2 separate regions of the Homo sapiens genome follow, and region 1 is linked to region 2. The links are chromatin loops, found by intact Hi-C in ENCODE. Cell type or tissue: CD14-positive monocyte. All regions are shown on one strand. Links, peaks and the distances in the headings refer to the core of each region. The heading gives the core; the rest is flanking DNA. Region 1 overlaps PTPA (protein phosphatase 2 phosphatase activator). Region 2 holds the start of LOC124902284 (a long non-coding RNA gene).

What was found. Hi-C counts contacts between places; a loop is a spot of excess contacts. Peaks named below come from ENCODE experiments on the same cell type or tissue, not always from the same donor. Only the 100,000 strongest peaks of a DNase experiment are listed, where the experiment ranks them.
Region 1: a loop joins it to region 2, with 3 times the contacts of the local background. A loop is called at or near these places in 10 of 110 quality-filtered maps.

Annotation. Positions count from the first base shown.
Region 1 is chr9:129,126,475-129,137,094 of GRCh38, forward strand. It overlaps PTPA (protein phosphatase 2 phosphatase activator), which reads left to right. Exons shown (of 10, transcript NM_178000.3): 4 at 2,511-2,636; 5 at 5,048-5,165; 6 at 8,321-8,420; 7 at 9,997-10,121. Among named protein-coding and RNA genes, the nearest start is that of PTPA, 20 kb to the left of the region's middle. RefSeq lists enhancers at 372-1,294, 5,056-5,610, 6,704-7,204 and a silencer at 5,302-5,503. In CD14-positive monocyte, for the core only: CTCF peaks have their summits at 5,390 (motif pointing right) and 5,590; a DNase peak (open chromatin) is centred at 5,397.
Region 2 is chr9:129,722,266-129,732,885 of GRCh38, forward strand. LOC124902284 (a long non-coding RNA gene) reads right to left here and starts at 4,602. Exons shown (of 2, transcript XR_007061815.1): 1 at 4,484-4,602; 2 at 4,024-4,067. It overlaps PRRX2 (paired related homeobox 2), which reads left to right. Exons shown (of 4, transcript NM_016307.4): 4 at 1-409. The coding sequence ends at 87. RefSeq lists an enhancer at 2,447-2,946 and a silencer at 4,486-4,679. In CD14-positive monocyte, for the core only: CTCF peaks have their summits at 4,513 (motif pointing right) and 4,717 (motif pointing right); a DNase peak (open chromatin) is centred at 4,526.

The DNA of each region.
Region 1 (10,620 bases), core at 1,534-9,533, 600 kb before region 2:
TGGCCAGCTAGCTCTTATTTTAAATGATGCCTGTCCTCCTCTTATGGGGGTTAACATTTTCGATTTTTGCAAAATAAATGTGATAAGAGATTTATTTTTGTTGTTGTTGTTCTGTTTGCTTTTTTAAAACTTACAAGGGGGCAAAATTCAAAAATGGTCAGTAAAATGTTAGGGAAGATTTTACTGGTCCTTGAAATCCAAAAAGGAAACACTGGCCTAGGGAGAATGGGAGAGCTGGAGTTGTTCTTTGTGCCTCGAAGGTGTTTCAGCCCCAGTTCCCTTTCTTTCAGCCCTTCTCTCCCAACACAGCAAACAATAGAGGCAGCCCCTACAACATTCAAAAAGCCCTCTCCTGAAGAGGAGCTGGGAGCCTTTGAATTATTCATTGGCCCAGCTGAGCTAGCAGCTGGGGCCTGGCTCCTGTGACTCCGTCTTCTCTGTCCCCTTCAGTGCCTCGCCTAAGACTGAGATCCCTGGGGAATCTGGGGCTGACTAGTGCTTCCTGGGGCCAAGATGACTGTGCCATCCATTGTAAGCCCCCGTTTCTGCATGGGTTAGGTCTGGCCTGTGCTTATCAGCCATTCCTGGTTTTTCACAAAGCCAGGCTCTGGCAGCGCTCTCACATTTCAGCAAGGCAGCTTTATGCCATCCTAGCCCTCTGCCTTAGCCAGGTGTAAAGGGAAATTTATCCTCTTACAGGCTACTTTTTCTGTCCTCCCATGCCCCAAGCCTAGATAAAGGGGAGATAAGAGAGAGCAGCACTCAGGGCCGGTTTCACATATGCAGCTGGGGGCATGGCCAGCCTGTTTCATTAGCTTAAGCCTGCCTCTCCCCAGGTACATACATAGCTCTTGGCTGAGTCTTTGCACATGGCAGGCCTGGTCTGCCTTGCCCTCCCAGGCGCAACTTCTCATGTGGGCATCACCCTGCTAGTTCTTACCCAGTGCCAGGATTTCCTGTAAGTTTCTTATGCCGTTTGTTTCCATAGACACAGGCAAGATCCACTTCCTGGCAGGGACTCTTTTCTCAGGACTGAATGGCTGCAGATAGCCTCCGCGTTGTATTTTCCACCGGCCCTGGTGCTGGGCTATTTCTAAAAGCCAACCTGGAAGGAGCACCTTCTAACTGATCTTTGGGTTGGATAGACAGCCACCCGATTTCTTCATTGAGTAACATTTTATGTGCCAATGCTGCCCGCACCTCTGACTCCGATTCTACTTCTTGGTCCCTGTCTTCTGTGGGAAAGGTGTAGGGGGATGGGCTCTCAAACTCTGCCACCCTACAAAGCATTGCACACGATGATCTGGCATTTCCACAAAGATTGAGTTGCAAGCTGATTTACCATAGCATTGTGTATGAAATAGGTAGTGAAACAGGTGGAAATAACCCAAACATTTAACAGTGAGGAATTAAATTAATTATAATGCAGTGGCACGATGAAATGTTATTCACTTAGTAAAAGTTGTCATAAGATTATGTTTATATGTAGATGTGGAATGAGGTTCATGAGGAAAAGGAGCAGGCTGCAAAGCAGAGTGTGTCCTGCGATGAATGCATACCATTACCCCGCGCCGGGCACTGTGCACCTTCGGAGGTATTTATCATCAGCCCCATTTTTTAGACGAAGAAACTGAGAGGCTCAGAGTTAGTCACTTGCTCAAGGTCTCACAGCAGCTAAATGGTGTTTTAGCTGGGGTTTGAATCCAGGCCCACCATGCTAAACCATGTAAAACACTATGAGAAGATAACACAGAAGGGTATGTTAAAATGTTTAGTGTAGGCCAGGCACGGTGGCTCACGCTTGTAATCCCAGAACTTTGGGAGGCCGATGCAGGTGCATCACTTGAGGTCGGGAGTTTGAGACCAGCCTGACTAACATGGAGAAACCCCATCTCTACTAGAAGTACAAAAATTAGCTGGGCGTGGTGGTGTGCGCCTTTAGTCCCAGCTACTTGGGAGGCTGAGGCAGGAGAATCGCTTGAACCTGGGAGGCAAAGGTTGCAGTGAGCCGAGATTGCACCACTGCACTCCAGCCTGGGCAACAAGAGCGAAACTCTGTCTCAAAAAAAAAAAAAAAAAGTTTAGTGTATTTCTGGGTGGCAGGATTACTGGTCATTTTCATTTTCTTCTGTTTATATTTCTATTTTTTATGATGAGTAGGTATTGCATACTGAACAAAAGGCTTCCATAAAGTCTTTTTAAAAAGATGTCAGGGCTGGAGTTAGCTTCTCTATAGCAGCAGCCCATGGGTAGGCTGCCTACAGAAACCAGGTGCTAAAGCCACCCCGTCCCTGTCCCATCAGCCTAGTGTGCTTCCCTCTCTGGAAAGCCTATCATGCTCTCCTGACCCTCCTTCATATTCAGAACAGTGGGGAAGAAAGAGGGATGGGGGAGAGTTCCCAGTAGGGGCCATGCCAAGGGGTCATTGTCTGGCAGCAGTGGACTTCCCTCTGTGGCTAAGCGGGAGCCACTTGCTCTGTAGCTTGGACCCCTCTATTTTGCCTCCACAGGCCATTGAGAAACTAGTCGCTCTTCTCAACACGCTGGACAGGTGGATTGATGAGACTCCTCCAGTGGACCAGCCCTCTCGGTTTGGGAATAAGGCATACAGGACCTGGTATGCCAAACTTGATGAGGTGAGGCTGCCACAGGACAGGCCAGGGACTGGGCTGGCAGTGAGGGTGGTTCTGGCACCAGTTGGGGAAGGGCCTGCATTGTATAGCGCTTCTAGGCATATACAAATCTCAGTTTGTTAAAATGTCAATTTCACTTAGCAAAATTACAAATGAGTTTATACTCTGCTTGGTCATCTTCTGGGAAACACGACTGTGCACATACGGCCCTCTGCACTACAAGGCTGTTTATTAAGTCACTGTATTACAGCAAACTGGAAATGTTCCAAGTATCCATCTGTAGGGGATTATTTAAATAAATTAGTCCATCAATATCATGGAGTACTGTGCAGCTATAAAAAGGAATTTTTTTTATTTTTTATTTTATCTTTTTTTTTTTTTAGACGGAGTCTCGCTGTGTTGCCCAGGCTGGAGTGCAGTGGCGCAGTCTTGGCTCACTGCAAGCTCCACCTCCTGGGTTCACGCCATTCTCCTGCCTCAGCCTTCCGAGTAGCTGGGACTACAGGCACCCACCACCACGCCCGGCTAATTTTTTGTATTTTTCGTAGAGACGGGGTTTCACCGTGTTAGCCAGGATGGTCTTGATCTCCTGACCTTGTGATCCGCCCATCTCGGCCTCCCAAAGTGCTGGGATTACAGGTGTGAGCCACCACGCTCGGCCCCAAAAAGGAATTTTTTTCATAGCTGGGCACGGTGGCTCATACATGTAATCTCAGAATTCGGGGAGGTTAAGGCGGGAGGATCACTTGAGCCCAGGAGTTTGTGAGTAGGTTGGGCAACATAGCAAGACCCCGTTACTGCAAAAAATAAGAAATGGTGGTGCACACCTTTGGTCCCAGCTGCTTGGGTGGCTGAAGCAGGAGAATGACTTGAGCTCTGGAGTTTGAGGCTGCAGTGAGCTATGATGGAGCCATTGCACACCCACTTGGAATGCTAGCTGCATACTCCATGGTGTGGATGGACTAGTCTATTGAACTGATCCTCTACTGATGTTTTTATTTTTGAATCTTACGAAGGTGTTACCTATTCAAAGCAAACAAAAATAAAAATGCAGGATCTCAGACCCTGTCTAGAAAAGCAGAGTCTACAGGTCTGGGTAGGGACTGGGAACCTGGATTTTTACTAGCTTTCCAGGAGATGGCTCATGCCAGTTGTCTACAACTGAGCTTAAGGAAATTTGGGTCCTAATTGCTCTGGCCCAATATTTTCACATAGAGCAGAGGGGAGGACTCAGGACCCAGTGAAGTGCTGTTCCCAAGAGACGCCCGGGCCTGCCTCTGGACTCTTAAGATGGTACATGATCTTTTTTTTTTTTTTTTCCTGTTGTTCAGGCTGGAGTGCAGTGGCATGATCTCAGCTCCCTGCAGCCTTGACCTCCTGGGCTCAAGCAATCGTCCTGCCTCAGCCTCCCAAGTTGCTGGGACTACAGCATGCGCCACCATGCTTGGCTAATTTTTGTGTTTTTAGTAGAGACGGGGTTTCATCATGTTGGCCAGGCTGATCTCGAAATCCTGGCCTCAGGTGATCCGCCCACCTTGGCCTCCTAAAGTGTTGGAATTACAGGTGTGAGCCACTGCTCCCAGCCTTAAGTTATATCTTAAAGCTGACAAATCATAGCTTTACAGCTTGATGGATTTTTACATGTTTTTACTCATGGACTCACCACTCATGCCAAGTTTTTTACCCATGGATTCACCACTCATGTCAAGCAATAGAACATTCTAGCTGGAGTGCTCCCCTTCCCAATTGATATCGCCCAGATTATTCTGATTTCTATTCCATAAATTGATTTTTTTCCATGTTTCTGAACTTCGTATAACTCTCTGGCTTCTTTTGCTCAATGTCATGTCTGAGATTCATCCATGTTTTCATGTCTAGCTATAGGTCTTTTTCTTTGCTGTGTAGTATTCTATTGTATGAATATACCACAATTTATTCATTTCACTGTTGATGGACATTTCCATTGCATTTCCACCTTTTGGCTACTCTAAACAGTGCTGTTGTGAACATTCTTCTGCACGTCTTTTGATGGCACATGACACCAGCTCTTGCTGACCTGAGAGTGTGAAGGAAGGTGGCCTGTGTGGGAATCATAGCACTGACCTTCCAGAGTCTCTGTGGGGCTCCAGTGAGTTACCACATGGGAGGGTTGAGGCTTTTTTCCAGATTCCTCCTGTTTTGCCCCTAGACTCCTGTGCCCTGGAAAAATCAGTTGATGATAAGTCGCCTGGGTAGTCTTCTGCTGTGGAAGAATAAATGCTGTCCCTCCCCTTCCTTCTGTGGCCTGTCAGAACAGGAACCAAGCTGGCCTGGCAAGGCAGTGTGGGCCCCCAGTCAGGTGCTGCCCCTGGGCACCTGCCCACTGGGATGCTGCTTAATATGCTGCCACCACTTTGTGTCTCTTGTGTTACCAGGAAGCAGAAAACTTGGTGGCCACAGTGGTCCCTACCCATCTGGCAGCTGCTGTGCCTGAGGTGGCTGTTTACCTAAAGGAGTCAGTGGGGAACTCCACGCGCATTGACTACGGCACAGGTATCTGCTGCTTGTGGGGCTCTGTACTTATCTAGCTTCACTGCTTTCTGTTTTGGGCTTCAGGTGGTCTCTGGGCCCTCTGAGCAAGTGAGAGCAATCAAGAATTCGCCAAGCACCTGCAACCTATTGGGGCCAGCTGGGGTTAGGGTGGCTTCACCGGCAGGGAGGGCGTAGGCATGCAGGGAGGCCCGGATGCTGCAGCTCTGCTGTGGTCCACCAGGGGGAGCTGATGCCCCGTGCATGGTGCTTGCGCAGCGCTGCTTTCTGTTCTTGTGAAAATGGTCTCTGAGCTCCTCATCATCACCAAAATAATTATTAATTGAGCACTTACTGTGTGTCAAGGCAGCAGCTTACTGAAGCTTTGAGAAATGGGAACGCTTCTTGGTGGCCTTTGCAGTGTCGTGGCACACCCTCTCCCTTGAACCCCTTGTCTCTTAGCCACATTCTCTGTGCTATTGGGCTGTTTGGATCTGTGGTCCATGTAAGCCAAGGGACCTGGACTTTGAGGAGAGGGAGTGTGTGGACACTTTAAAAGGGAAGTGTAGACAGGTGCAGTGGTGCGTGCCTGTAATCCTAGCACTTTTGGAGGCTGAGGGGGAGGATTGCCTGAGCTCAGGAGTTTAAGACCAGCCTAGGCAACGTAGCAAGACTCCATCTCTTTTTTAAAAATTTATTTTAAGTTATTTTTATTTATATATTTATTTTTTTGAGACAGGGTCTTGCTTTGTCACCCGGGCTGCAGTGCAGTGATGTGATCTTGGCCCACTGCAGCCTTGACCTCCCGGGCCCAAGTGATCCTCTCACCTCTGCATCTCCCCACTCCCCAGTACCTGGGACTACAGGTGTGCACCACCAGCCTGGCAATTTATTTATTTATTTGAGACAGAGTCTCACTCTGTTGCCCAGGCTGGAGTGCAGTGGCATGATCTTGGCTCACTGCAACCTCCACCTCCTGGGTTCAAGCGATTATTCTGCTGGGACTATAGGCACACACCACCATACCTGGCTAATTTTAGTGTTTTTGGTAGAGACAGGGTTTCACCATGTTGGCCAGGCTGGTCTCGAACTCCTGACCTCTGGTGAGGTCACTTCTCCACCCACCTTGGCCTCCCAAAGTGCTGGGACTGGGATTACAGGCGTGAGCCACTGCGCCCAGCTGATTGTTTTGTATTTTTTGTAGAGATGGGGTTTTGCCATGTTGCCTGGGCTGGTCTTGAACTCCTGAGCTCAAGCTGTTCTCCCACCTCAGCCTCCCAAAGTGCTCAGATTACAGGTGCAAGCCACCATGCTGAGACCCCATCTCTCAAAAATATAAAAGGGAGGTGTTCTCTAGGTCAGGGCATGGCCTGTGGAGCCACCATGCTGAGACCCCATCTCTCAAAAATATAGAAGGGAGGCATTCTCTGTGTCAGGGCACGGCCTGTCGAGCCACCATGCTGAGACCCCATCTCTCAAAAATAGAGAAGGGAGGCGTTCTCTAGGTCAGGGCCTGGCCTGTGCAGCTAAGGAGGACCTCTGCTTTGGTGAGGGCCCGCCTTCCTTCCCTGAGGCAGGCAGATGGGGCACCGCTCAGCCCTCCCCTTGTCTGGGGAATGTGATCCACAGGAGGGAGCCCCAGCCACAGAGGCAGGCCCTGGAGAAGGGCCCTCTTGGACCGGGTGGGGCTTTGACTAAGACCAGCAGGAAAAGATCAAAGAGGGAAGACTGGCCAGGTCAGCAGGGGTTGGTGCCCCAGCTGCATGTGAACCCCTGAACAATGGGAGCCTGGGCCCTGTCTGGTCATAATTGGAAACTGTGGCAGGGGAAGGAAACTGAGCTCACAAGCTTCCAGGCCCTGGAGGGGTCTTCGTCCTCCAGAGACAGGACAGAAGTATTCTCTGACACATTCTCTTCTCACCTCCCTCCAGATAGGTTTTGTGTGACATTGTGAACAATGGGATTCAATCACAGTCCAGTGAGTTGTTCCTACAGTGCAGACCATTCCTGTTTGATATGACTGGGAAAGGAAGGAGGATACTTTTTCACCCTGTAATCTGATCATGTGTTCCCTGCTTAGAAGCCTGCAGTGGCTCCCTATTGCTCTTAGGGTAAAGTCTGAGCTCTTTCCTATGGCCAAAAGGCCCATGTGACCTGTAGCCTCCTGTCATTACACGTTCTCCCTTGCTCTCACTGCCTTCGACATACTGGCCTCCTTAGTGTTCCTCAAACAGATCAAACTTTTTCTTGCCTCAAGGCCTGTGCACATGCTATTCCTTCTGGCTAGAATGCATTTCTTGCTTCCCTCACTCCCTTTGCCTTGCCAGCTCACATCTTTCAGATTTCAGATTAGATGTTACTTCCTTAGGGGAAACCTTGAACCCTTACGTCAGGGTCCTTCTGTGATATCCTCCAGTTAGTACCCTGTCTTTCTCCTTCAGAGCTGGAATCATAGTAGTGACTGTATATTTATAATGTCTGTTGTCCCTGATAGATCATAAACTTTCTGAGGGCAAGGACTTACTTGTCACTGTCTCCTAGTGCGTAACATGGACAGTGACTGCTTACATAGTAGGTGCTCAGTAAATATGGTGGAATTGCTGAGTGAGTTAAACCTACGTAATGAAATGTAAATGTCCAGCCCGGGTCTTTTACGAGTGGAATTATAGTACTGGTAGTTCTTTTTTTTTTTTTTTTTTTTTTTTTTTTGAGACAGTCTCACTTTGTCACCCAGGCTGGAGTGCAGTGGCCTTATCATGGCTCACTGCAGCCTCAACCTCCTGGGCTCAGGAGATCCTCCATCTCAGCCTCCTGAGTAGTTGGGACCACAGGCACATGCCACCATGTCTGGCTAATTTTTGTATTTTTTGTAGAGACAGGGTTTTGCCATGTTGGCCAGGCTGATCTCAAACTCCTGAGCTCAAGCAAGCTGCCTGCCTCAGCCTCCTGAAGTGCTGGGATTACAGGCATGAGCCACCATGCACGGCCAGTACTGGTATTATAGTTCTTGAAAGGAAAGGGCCTAGCAAGTCTTTCTGAATGGGGAAGAGGTCTCATTGTCTCCATGTTGACCACCCTCCTCAGAGGGGCACTTATCAATGATTCGGATTCTGGGAGACTAAAACAATCCCAGTCCTTTACCTGGACTACTGTCAACGCTGGTTGTTTTTCTCCTCCAGGGCATGAGGCAGCCTTCGCTGCTTTCCTCTGCTGTCTCTGCAAGATTGGGGTGCTCCGGGTGGATGACCAAATAGCTATTGTCTTCAAGGTGTTCAATCGGTGAGAGAAAGGACAGGAGGGTTGGAGGAGGGGGCGTGAGGGGCCATCTGTTTCCTCCTCAAACTGGGAAATGGGGTGCTCTAGGGTTCTCCTGAGTAGCTCATGGTTCTCTTGTCCTGTCCTAATCAAGCTCTGGCTGTGGATGGAGTGTCCAAGCCTTTTTTCCAACAGGTTCAAATTAACCTCCAAGTAAAAGCAAGTGAAAGAATTGTCACATAGGCCGGGCGCGGTGGCTCACGCCTGTAATCCCAGGACTTTGGGAGGCCCAGGCAGGCGGATCACGAGGTCAGGTGTTCGACACCAGCCTGGCCAACATGATGAAACCCCGTCTCTACTAAAAATACAAGAATTAGCTGGGCGTGGTGGCACTCGCCTGTAATTCCAGCTACTCAGGAGGCTGAGGCAGAAGAATTGCTTGAACCCAGGAGGCGGAGGTTGCAGTGAGCTGAGATCGTGCCACTGTACTCCAGCCTGGGTGACAGAGTGAGACTCTGTCTTAAAAAAAAAAAGAATTGTCACATAATGTCTGCCAGTATTGACACAGTGTTGACCATATGGAGGAAGAATTCTAAGCACTTTATGTATAACTCATTAATTCTAACAACAACCCTATGAAATAGCAACTGTTATTTCCATTTTACATATGAGGAAACTGAGGCACAGAGATATCCGGTGTCTTCACTGGGTTCACGCCAGCTGAACCCAGGTAGTCAGACTCTGACCTGCTGCCCCACACCACCCAAGCCAGTCGCTGGGCAGCACTGATGTGGATCAGTTACCCAGAGCTCTTAAAATCCCCATTGCGGGCCCCAGTCTAGCAGTGCTGCTGCAGCAGGCCTGTGACGGAGCCCAGGAGCAGTGCTCGATGCTTCACAGGTGGTTGATATGCAGCCTCTGATAATATAGAAGGTTGGAACCAGAAGAACCTAGGAGATAACCTGCTGGGACTTGTGTTAGCTTTCAGACAGGCCAACTGAGGCTGGAGAGGCTGAGGCCCTGCCCAGGGTTTTACAAGTTGTCAGGAGTTGATGGCACCAAAACCCACCTTCCTAATCAGTGATTTTTTATTTATTTATTTGTTTATTTTTTTTGAGACAGGGTCTTGCTCTGTCGCCCAGGCTGGAGTGCAGTGGAGAGATCTCGGCTCACTGCAAGCTCTGCCTCCTGGGTTCATGCCATTCTCCTGCCTCAGCCTCCAGAGTAGCTGGGACCACAGGCGCCCACCACCACACCTGGCTGATTTTTTGGATTTTTAGTAGAGACGGGGTTTCACCGTGTTGGCCAGGATGGTCTCGATCTCCTGACCTTGTGATCCGCCTGCCTCGGCCTCCCAAAGTGCTGGGATTACAGGCGTGAGCCACCGTGCCCGGGCCCTTAATCAGTGATTTTTATGCCTTTCCTGAGCCAAAAGATGGCTGAGTGTTTGTTGGGGGAAATAAAGCTACATTATTGAAATTGAGACCAGTTAACACTCTTCAGTGGTTATTTTGGGGTCTCCTTGTGCTCCCAGTGGCCGAAAGGGTGAGACTGTCTTTTTACTTTTTGCTACCTTCCCTTTCCCTGTCCTCCTGTGCAGGTACCTTGAGGTTATGCGGAAACTCCAGAAAACATACAGGATGGAGCCAGCCGGCAGCCAGGGAGTGTGGGGTCTGGATGACTTCCAGTTTCTGCCCTTCATCTGGGGCAGTTCGCAGCTGATAGGTACTAGAGCGGGAGGTGCCTATCCCTCCACCCCCAACCAAGGCTGCGTTCTGTGGCCCTCCCCTGCCCCTCCTGCGCTCCCTCCTTCCCTTCTTCCTGCCCAGGGCAGACAGTGACAGCTTGGAAAGCAGGGCATTAGACCAGCTATTGAGGGAGGCTGTTTACTGTCGACCTTCTGCTGTGAGAGCCCGTGTGGTGGGCTGGAGGAGGCGGAGGCCAAGCGCCACCAAGATAATGGGAAGTGACATGGGCTGGAGCAAGGGCGCACGCCTGGTGCATAATGGACTGGTGTGAAATGCGCCCCAGCTCCTGGCAGCAGCTGTGGGGTTTTATGTTGAAAATGAGGGACCCTTTTGATTTGGTGACCAGTGTCATCCACTGTTATTATCGAGCTGTGTGCAAAGGGGCCCGTTAGGGAGCAGCCGCCAAGTGCTGGGTGGTGGGCCTGCTTCCTGTGGGGCTCAGAGAGGCCTGCTCTGGTGACTCCCCAACTCTTGAA
Region 2 (10,620 bases), core at 907-8,906:
GTCAACATGGCCAACAGCATCGCCAGCCTCCGTCTCAAGGCCAAGGAGTTCAGCCTGCACCACAGCCAGGTGCCTACGGTGAACTGAAGTCCAGTCCCACCAGGACCCAGACGCCTCCCTGGGTGGACAGCAATAGAAAAGGGGGCAGACGCCCAGGAAGTGACCTTCTCCTGGATGAGCTCTCCTGGCCCGTCTGTCCAGCCTGGACTCCCGAGCCCACGAGGCTGTTGAGGCCCCTGCAGCCGGGCCCAGCTCTTCTGTCCTTGGCCACCAGAGACTGCAGCCCACAACCCTTGGAGGGGTTGGGCCGGAAGGTGGAAGAGCCTGCCAAGGACCTCATTTAGTTTGTGTATTAAAACCAAAAAGCTTTTGTCTTTAAGAAATAAAACCATTTTTTTAAGCCCCAAAAGGTTGCAGGAAGGTGGGTAAGGGCCGCAAACAATGTTGGTGGCTGAGATGAGAGCTGGGACCCCACAGGGCTGGATGGCCTTCCTGGGCCCTTTTCTGGCCTGCAGCAGGCATGGAGACCGCCTCGGCCTGGCTCAGACCAGCAGCCATGGGAGGCCCACTGCCCTCATATCTGTACTGTTCCCGGGAATGAAGTCCTCTGTCACCCTGCAGGGCCCCCAGAAATGGGGGCTGGGGGGGTGGGAGAGGAGGACAGAAACCCACCCTAGACCCCATCTCCCATCTTGAGTCCCAAGGGGACACCCAGATGTTTGGGCAGAGCCTTGCTGTGTGAACCTGGGCAGGGATCGTCTCCCCATCCTATTGCGGGGCAGGATGGGTGATCATGGATTCCTAGACTGGCCAGAGGGTGTGTGGGACAGATGGAAGGACATTCAGTCCCTTGCTTCTGGGCACACAGAAGGCGTGGGATCTCTCCGGCCATTTAACCATGAAGGGGCTGAGGAAATGGCCCAGAAAACAGGTGCAGACTGTAGGTCCCGGCCAGGCTCCCAGGACAGCTGAGGCCAGCAGAAGACTCAAGTCCCTCAACCCACCCATTTGCAGCCAGTAACTGAGGGTGCCACCAGCCAGTGACACCACTTACGAGGGATCTGCAGAAAACAGGGGTGAGGGATGGTCTGAGGCCAGTCCCTCTACCTGTCCCCACGCCCACCAGGGAAGTCAGGAGAGCCTTTCTGCTCAAAGTCACCCCAGTCCAGCCCCCGGGAGGTAGGACAACACTCCCCCATCCCAGAGGGCACAAAGACGGTCAGCCCTGGGCAATGGTGGTGGGAACCCTGGCCCTTGGGGTGGCGGGGTGGCAGATGGCACAGCAAGGAATCTCGATGGAGTCAATGAGCTGGGCCAGTTCTCCAGTATCCCGCCCTGCCCATGCAGGGTCACCATGCCCCTAAAGTGCCAGCCATGGGGCTCCACACATGAGTAGTCTGCACGGGGACAACCTACTTTCTTTTTCTTTCTTTCTTTCTTTCTTTCTTTCTTTCTTTATCTATCTATTCTATTTTTTTGAGACGGAGTGTTGCTCTGTCGCACAGGCTAGAGTGCAGCAGCACGATCTCAGCTCACTGCAACCTCCGCCTCCAGGGGTTCAAGCAATTCTCCTGCCTCAGCCTCCCAAGTAGCTGGGATTACAGGCGTCCGCTGCTACGCCCAGCTAATTTTTTGTATTTTTAGTAGAGATGGGGTTTCGCCATGTTGGCCAGGCTGGTCTTGAACTCCTGACCTCAGGTGATCCACCCACCTCAGCCTCCAAAAGTACTAGGATTACAGGCGTGAGCCACTGTGCCTGGCCCCCACTTTAGTTAGAAGGTACAGCAGCTACACTTGTGAATAAAGTGAGGACCATCTCCCACCTGCCCCCAATACACCCCTGAATACTCTTCCCCATACTCCATCCGGATTTCCACCACAGAACGTGGCCCCTTCAGATGTGCAAACACACCTGGGGAAGAGTGACCGCCCGGTCGCTGTGTGACTTCTTCCTTCGGTGGCTGGACGGCTTCCTCCCTGGCCGCAGCAGGGCCTCTGACCAGCAGGAGAGCCTGGGGCACCAGTGGGGGCTGGGGTGGAGGGGAGGGGGAGTTCTGCTGAGGTCTACAGCTGCTCAGCCCCACCTGACTGTGAGGGCCAGGCCTGTGCCCTGGACTGGGGGAGGAGGGGGAGTCAGATTTGTGTTTTCTGGCTCAGTTTGGCCTCTGCCTCGGGTAAGTGCTTTCTGGACCTCCATTTGCCATTCTTGCACTGAGAAAATATTATGAAACGCAAGGTTCCTGGCCGCAGAGGCTGCGCCATGCTATGAGGAGGCAAAGACAAAGGAATAATTACAGCACCACTAAGGCTATGAGGGGGTGCTGCAGGGGCCCAGGGAGCACAGACGGGGCCCCAAACCTTGTTGAAGGCATCTGGGCAGGCTTCCTGGAGGAGGTATGCCTGAGAGGATGAAGAGTTCACCAAAGAGGGGGGAGGGGCAACGGTGTTTCTGGCTGAGGGGACTGCATGAGTGTAGCCCTGGGGCAGGCCAGAAGCTTCTCTTTGGGCCAGTGGGAGCTGTTCCCGGGCTGGATCTCCTGGTGCCGGGTGAAGGTGGAGAGGAACAGGAACTGGCTCAAACGAGGTTTGTGTGGCCGGGACTAGATGTTTGGATGTCACCCTGTCTGTGGGGAGCCATGGAGGGGATTTGCTTGGTGGAGGGACGTGCCCTGAGCCTCCATGAGGAAGAGGGACCGTGGGCTAAGAGTGAAGGAGACAGCCCCTTGCGGAGGCCAGGGCGGGTGTCCAGGTGGGAGGGGCTGTGGCCTGGGCCAGATGGGGACAGAGTTGGTGGAGCTGGGAGATGTTTCGGATGCAGCAAAAAAAAAAAAAAAAAAAAAAAAACAGGAATTGGTGACTTGGTGATGGGCTGGGGAGACTGGGAGCCTTCAAAGCCAGTTTGCAGACTGGGCACGTTGGCTCACGCCTGTAATCCCAGCACTTTGGGAGGCCGAGGCGGGCAGATCACTTGAGATCAGGAGTTCGAGATCAGCCTTGCCAACACGGTGAAACCCCGTCTCTACTAAAAATACAAAAATTAGCCAGGCGTGGTGGGGCACACCTGTAATCCCAGCTACTCGGGAGGCTGAGGCAGGAGAATCACTTGAACCCAGGAGGTGGAGGTTGCAGTGAGCCGAGATCAGGCCACTGTACTCCAGCCTGATAGAGTGAGATTCTGCCAAAAAAAAAAAGCTGGTTTGGGGTTAGACACACAGGAGTGACCAGGAAGAAGAGATCCTGGCCATGGGACTTGCCTGGTGGAAGCCTCTGGAAGATGCAGGCCTGTCCTCCCACCCAGACAAGAGCTGGGGTCCAACCTGGCTTGAGTGTCCTCCTAGGCACAAAGCTTGCTCCCTTTCCCCATCTGGGGGATCTGTGCCCGCATTTGGTCCAGAGCATGGGGGCCCAGAGCAGAGCACTCACGGGCAGCCGGGAAGAGCAGGCTGTTTTCCCCCAGGAAGCACTAACCTGGGAGCTCGTGAGTGGACAGACCCCCCAACCCAGGCCCCTGGCCAGTGCTCCAGGCCTGGTGCAGGCATCTCAGGCCTTTCTACTTTTCAACCCAAAGGGAGGGCACCCTGAAGAATCGCCAGGCTGAGGCTGCCTGTGCAGTGATGAGGTCACACCAGGTGGGGGCCTGGGAGGCCAGTCCCAGGAAGGCCAGCTTCAGAAAAAAACGGGGACCTTCCCACGGAGGTGCTGGCCTTGCCGTTGGACCATGAGGATGTTAATGTCACTTCCTCCGAACGCTCTAGAGAAAACAAACCAGCTTAATCGTTTACACATGCTGCTCCGGGAAGCTGAGGGAGGGGTCGAGGCAGCCCTCCCTATAAAAGAGAAAATATTCAAACACTGCTGTCGCTATTGTAGCCCTAATTGCAGGGCTGTGTGGGCAGCTTCCTGGGCACCCATCCCAGGGTATCATTTTTCCATGAGGACAAGGTACCTAAGGCCCTGCCCTGGGCTGAAGAACTTGCTGCCTTTGCCCATTTGGCCAAGTGAGCTTGAGTTTGGGAGAGGGCATTGCGTGTCTCTGCTTTTATTTTTTTTTATGTGAAATAAAAGAACTTGAGAGAGAAAGGGAGGGGGAAGGAGAGAGAGAGATTGAAGGAAAGACAGTCAGCTCTTGCAAAAACCCAAACCAGAGAAATAAAGACTAGAGTTTCTGGTCCTGTGACCCTGGACAAGGCACTTCTCGGGGACTTGGTTTCCTTGTCTGTAAAATGGGGATAATTACAGAACCCACTGCATAGGGTTGTTGGCACAAAGTTCCCGCCCATAAATGGGTGCCTCAGTGTTTACGGTGGAGGAGCACAGGGTGAGGGATGGAGTTTGAGAAAATATACGTACTCCCCTTCCTGGGGTGAAATGGCACTTTCTCTGTCCAGAGACCCGGCATACCCGGTCCAGAGGCTCTTCCCCCGTTCCTTTGATGTCCACTAGCCTTAGGAGCCCCAGCTGGGGACCCAAATCAACTTGGTACCTCCGGCTCCTGCACCTCTGCTTCTCGCCCCTGGGGGGCGCCGTGGGGCCGCTGCAGGGCCCTGGACTGGGTTCCCGCGATGTGGCCGCACACACCCCATCCTCTCCGCTCTCCTGGGAGATCTCCAGGGCTGGCAACGGGCTCCTGACCCAGCCTCCTCTGGAAAGACAAAGAAACAAGCAAATCCCAAACCACCAGCAGGGGTTACAGCGTTTACAGAAGCCTTAGGAAACAGGAACCAACAGCCGTGAAGATATTCACATGCTTTCCCCCAGCAAACCCGTCTCTAAGCTCTACTTTGAAAAATAATCAAAATCTCAAAATCGGGGGGCGGGGGAAGCAATGTGCACATCAGTGTTTATCACATATTTTATACGTGCAATGTAAAAAATCTGGAAAGACACAAGCCAAAATGTGAGTAGCTTAATTTTTTTTTTTTTTTTTTTTTTGAGACTGAGTCTCACTCTGTCACCCAGGCTGGAGTATGGCACAACCTCGGCTCACTGCAACCTCCACCTCCCTGGTTCAATTGGTTCTACTGCCACAGGCTCTCGAGTAGCTGGGACTACAGGCCTGCGCCACTATACCCAACTAACTTTTTGTATTTTTAGTAGAGACAGGGTTTCACCATGTTGGCCAGGCTCGTCTCAAACTCCTGACCTCAGGCAATCCACCTGCCCGGGCCTCCCAAAGTGCTGGGATTATAGGGCTGAGCCGCTCTGCCAGGCCAATTAGCTTAAATTTTATGGTGACTCACAATCCACGAGTCTCCATATTTTTAAAATAACTTTATAGAAAAAACAATCTTTAAAAAGAAAGCAGGCCAATGTAACAGCCTCGAGTACATAATAAGGTCTTCAAAGGTTAAAAAAAAATGTGCTTTTGGCTGGGACTGGTGGCTCACACCTGTAATCCCAACACTTTGGGAGGCCGAGGCGGGCGGATAACGAGGTCAGGATTTTGAGACCAGCCTGGCCAGCATGGTGAAACCTCGTCTCTACTAAAAATACAAAAATTAGCCAGGCGTGGTGGCGCACACCTGTAGTCCCAGCTACTCAGGAGGCTGAGGCAGGAGAATTGCTTGAATCCGGGAGGCGGAGGTTGCAGTGAACTGAGATCATGCCACTGTACTCCAGCCTGGGTGACAGAGTGAGACTCCGTCTCAAAAAAAAAAAAAGTGCTTTCTTCCCTGTGTTTTGTGTCCCCCTGGTGCCTCACACAGAGCTAGATGTGTCCTCTGGATACTTGCTGGTCAGTGGAGGTACTGGAAACAGTGTGTTTGAGAACATCTGTCTCCCAGGCTGGAGTGCAGTGGTGAGATCCTTGCTCACTATAACCTCAAACTCTTGGACTCAAGTGATTCTCCCGCTCTGGCCTCTCCAACTGCTGGGATTACAGGTGTGAGCCACTGCGTAATGGCTCTCCAAGAACTTCTTAATTCTTAGTTCACACCTTAGAAAAAGTGGGAATGGATTGAGCTTGGGATATAAGGCAGTCAGGAATGAGCACCTTGAAATCAGAAGGGGGACTCAAAAGAGAGACGGTGTGGCAGATACAATTCTAACATGGCCCTGCCAGCCGGGCGCAGTGGCTCACACCTGTAATCCCAGCACTTTGGGAGGCCGAGGCAGGCAGATCACCTGAGGTCAGGAGTTTGAGACCAGCCTGGCCAACATGGCATCTCTACTAAAAATACAAAAAATTAGCCGGGCACAGTGGCGCACACCTGTAATCTCAGCACTTTGGGAGGCCAAGGCAGGCAGATCACCTGAGGTCAGGAGTTTGAGATCAGCCTGGCCAACATGGCATCTCTACTAAAAATACAAAAAATTAGCCAGGCGTGGTGGCACACACCTGTAATCCCAGCTACTCGATAGGCTGAGGCAGAAGAATCGCTTGAACCCGGGAGGTGGAGGTTGCAGTGAGCCAAGATCACACCACTGAACTCCAGCCTGCACTGCAGAGCAAGACTCCGTCTCAAAAAAAAAAAAAAAAAAAAAAGATGGCCCTGTGATTCCCACCCCAGGTAGTCCCACCTTTGTGTAATCCCTTCTCCTTGAGCGGAAACTGTGGCTTGTTTCTGACAAATAGAGTGCGGCAAAGGTGAAAGGATTTTTCAGATGTAATTAAGGTCTCCACTCAGTTGACGCTGATGTAAGCAAAAGGAAGATTCTCCCTGGTGGGCCTGACCTAATCAGGCGAGCCTTTTGAAAGATCCAGGTTGTCCCTGAAAGAAGAGATTCCAAGCAGACAGCCACTTTCCTGCTGAGCTGGAAGACGCAAACAGCTATGCTGTGAAGTGCCTGCGGAGGGGGAGGCCGCCAGGAGCTGAGGGCTTCAGTTTCAGAACCACAAGGAGCCCAATTCTGCCTACAATTCAAACAAGCTTAGAAGAAGACACTGAGCTTCAAGTGAGACTCAGCCTGGATGACACCTCGATTGCAGCCCTGGGAGGTCCTGAGCACAGCACCAAGCTGAGCCTCGCCCAGACTCCTGACCTACAGGAACTGTATGATCGTAAGCGTGTATAGTTTTAAACTGGCAACTTGTTACACAGCCATAAAAAACTAACACAGGTGGGAATGAAGCTTGAAAGTTTACCTTGGCTGGTGCGGTAGCTCACACCTGTAATCCCAGCACTTTGGGAGGCCGAGACGGGAGTATCACCTGAGGGTCAGGAGTTGGAGACCAGCCTGGCCAATAAGGTGAAACCCCGTCTCTACTAAAAATACAAAAATTGGCCAGGCGTGGTGGTGCACACCTGTAATCCCAGCTTCTCCAGAGGCTGAGACAGGAGAATTGCTTGAACCCGGGGGGGCAGAGGTTATAGTGAGCCGAGATTGCCCCATTGCATTCTTGCCTGGGCGACAGAGCAAGACTCTGTCTCCCCCCCGCAAAAAAAAAAAAAAAAAAAAGAAAGAAAGAAAAGAAAGTTCACCTTGAGCTTGGCCTCCCTTGGCCCACGGGACACCCAGGGAACCCCCAGACCTGCCACAGAGCAGACTGGATGGTAGGCCCCTGCTCTAATTACCTGCCAGTCCACAGTAAACAGCCTCTTGTCTTATTTATCTCCTTCCTGGCCATTCTGCACAGTCAACAGGCCAGTTGTCTAAAACACAGCCTTGATCACGGATCATGTCTCTTCCCTGCCTAGAGCCTCCCTTGGCTCCCCAGGGCCCTTGCAGCAAAGATCAATCACCCAGGCCAGGTGTCTACAGTGCCACCATCCAACCTTAACCCCGCCTCGTCCCTACCCAGATTTTTTTTTTTTTTTGAGACAGAGTTTCGCTCTTGTCACCCAGGCTGGAGTGCAATGGCACAATCTCGGCTCACTGCAATCGCCACCTCCCAAGTTCAAGCGATTGTCCTGCCTCAGCCTCCTGAGTAGCTGGGACTACAGGCACCTGCCACCACGCCTGATTCATTTTGTATTTTTAGTAGGGACAAGGTTTCACCATGTTGGCCAGGCTGGTCACAAACTCCTGGCCTCAGGTGATCCGCCCGCCTCAGCCTCCCAAAGTGCTGGGATTACAGGCGTGAGCTGCTGCACCTGGCCAGATTCTTCAGACAATCCTAACAATTCGGTCCCCTCTTTCCATTGTATCCCTCCTCCCTGTCTCCCTGTAGCAACAGCTTCCCATCCAACCCCTTTGCCAGCAAAAATCCACTCCAATGAGGTTACAATGTAGTGTCACCTTTTAAATTTTTTTTTATTTATTATTATTATTATTTTGAGACATGGCCTCACTCTGTCACCCAGGCTGAAGTGCAGTGGCATGATCTGGGCTCACTGCAACCTCCGCCTCCTGCCTCAGCCTCGCAAGTACCTGGGACTACAGGCATGCGCCACCACACCCAGCTAATTTTTGTATTTATTTTTCGAGATGGGGTTTCACTATGTTGCCCAGTCTGGTTTCGAACTCCAGTCTCAAATGATCCACCCACCTGGGCCTCCCAAAGTGCTGGGATTACAGGCGTGAGCCACTGCGCCTGGCCAAGTTCAATTCTGGACAGTCAGCAAACATAATAAAAAATATATATAACTCCGTGTTATAATTTTATATTTGGAAAATGGAAAAAAAAAGCCCTAGTTTCATAATTCAAACTTCTAAAAGTGAAGCTACTCAAACTCTTCTTGGCTGGTGTAGATACTGAGGGGGCAGCCACCGTCAGCTGGGTGGCCTCAAACCTGCATCTCTAGGGACCATCACAATAACATCATCAAAAGGGGCTTAGAGGTGGAGAAACACTGCCTACCTCCCAGGCTCACTCTCTCTTTTAGATATATATATCCACATATATCCATATGACATTATATATGTTTAACATGCATAGTAAAAGAATCTGGAAAGTCATAAACGATAATGTGACCAGTGACTTTTTACAGGGAGGTGGGATTCTGGGTGGTCCCTATTCTTTATATATATACTTGTAAATTTCTCTACTTAGGTACTAAAAATTGACAACACTCTAAAAAATCCTGTCCAAATTGGAACCATCTTTTTGGAGGACAATATGTACTACACGTCCCAAACAGACATGCCTTTTTGACCCAGCAGTTTTACTTCTAGAAACATATTTTAGGAGGGGCACAGTGGCTCACGCCTGTAATCCCAGCACTTTGGGAGGCTGAGGCAGTAGGATCGCTTGTGTCCAGGAGTTTGAGACCAGCCTGGGCAACATAGCGAGACCTTGTCTCTACAAAAAAGTCAAAAAATTGGCCAAGTGTGGTGGTGCATGCCTGTGGTCCCAGTTATTTGGGAGGCTGAGGTGGAAGGATCACTTGAGCCCAGGAGGTCAAGGCTGCAGTGAGCTATGATTGTGCCACTGCACTATAGCCTGGATGACAGAGCAAGACCCTGTCTTGGAAAGAAAGAAAGAAGAAAGAAAAGAAAAGAAAGGAAGGGAGGGAGGGAAAGAAGGAAAGAAAGAAAAGAAAAGAAAAGAAAAGAAAAGAGAGACGGGGAGGGAGGGAGGGAAGGGAGGAAGGAAAGAAAAGGAAGGAAGGAAGGGAGAGAAAGAAACATACTTTAACGAAATGGCTGTGAGGTAGGAGGTGGGACTCAACTCTGGAGGTGGGGCTCAGACACCGGACCAATTGAGGACTAGCCAAAACAGGGACGGGGGCAGAAGCAGCTTTCCATACCACAGATCACCAGTGTGCCATGTCAGTTTACTATCGCCATGGCAACACCCAGGAGTTACCCCCCATTTCCATGGCAATGACCCAACAACCCAAAAGTGACTACCCCTTCCCTAGAAATTTCTGCATAAACTGCCCCTTAATCTACATTAATTAAAATATAATTAAAAGTAGGTATAAATATGTCCGCAAAACTGCCCTGAGCTGCCCCTCTCTACCTGTGGGGGTAGCCCTGTTCTGCAGGAGCAGTCACGGAGCTGTGACACCGTTGCTTCAATAAAGCTGTTTTCTTCTGCTCTACCATGGCTTGCCCTTGAATTATTTCCTGGGCAAAGCCAAGAACCATCACGGGCTAAGCCTTGCTTTGAGGCTCGCCTGTCCTGCATCCGCTGTGCACAGAGATTGATGTACGAAGACGCCCATTGAAAGCATGGCATGTGCTCATGCACCCTGATGAATCAATTATCCAACAACGAGGGCTGATTAAATAAATGATGAGGGTCTCCAGGATGATGATGTACCGTGCAAGGGCACTGTCACAGTTCATGCCACTGACCACCGAGACCCCTAGGAGTACATGCAGATGTATGATCAAAGGAAATTCTCAAGCGATGATAAAAAAAGCAAGTCTTAGGTGTCTCTTCAAGGCTGTGAGCCCCGAGCACAGACAGCACTCACCGCTGTGACACACTGGCGTCTCCCCGATGCTGAGAAGCCCTCTGTAAATATCTTTTGCTGTGGAATTCCATCCTGAATATAGTCTTCAATTTGGTCCGGTGGGGGAAAAAACAACCTGAACCTCCCTGTGGCCCTCTGCTTGTATCCACACACACGTGCATGTACACACTCATCATTCACATCCGTTTCTTCACTTAACATATCTTCCCCAGGAGCCGGGGACACAGGCACGGCAGAGAACGGCACAGACCGAAATCCCGGTGCCCCTCAAGTGCACATCCTAGGGGGACACGGGCAATGAGATAAAGACACAGAA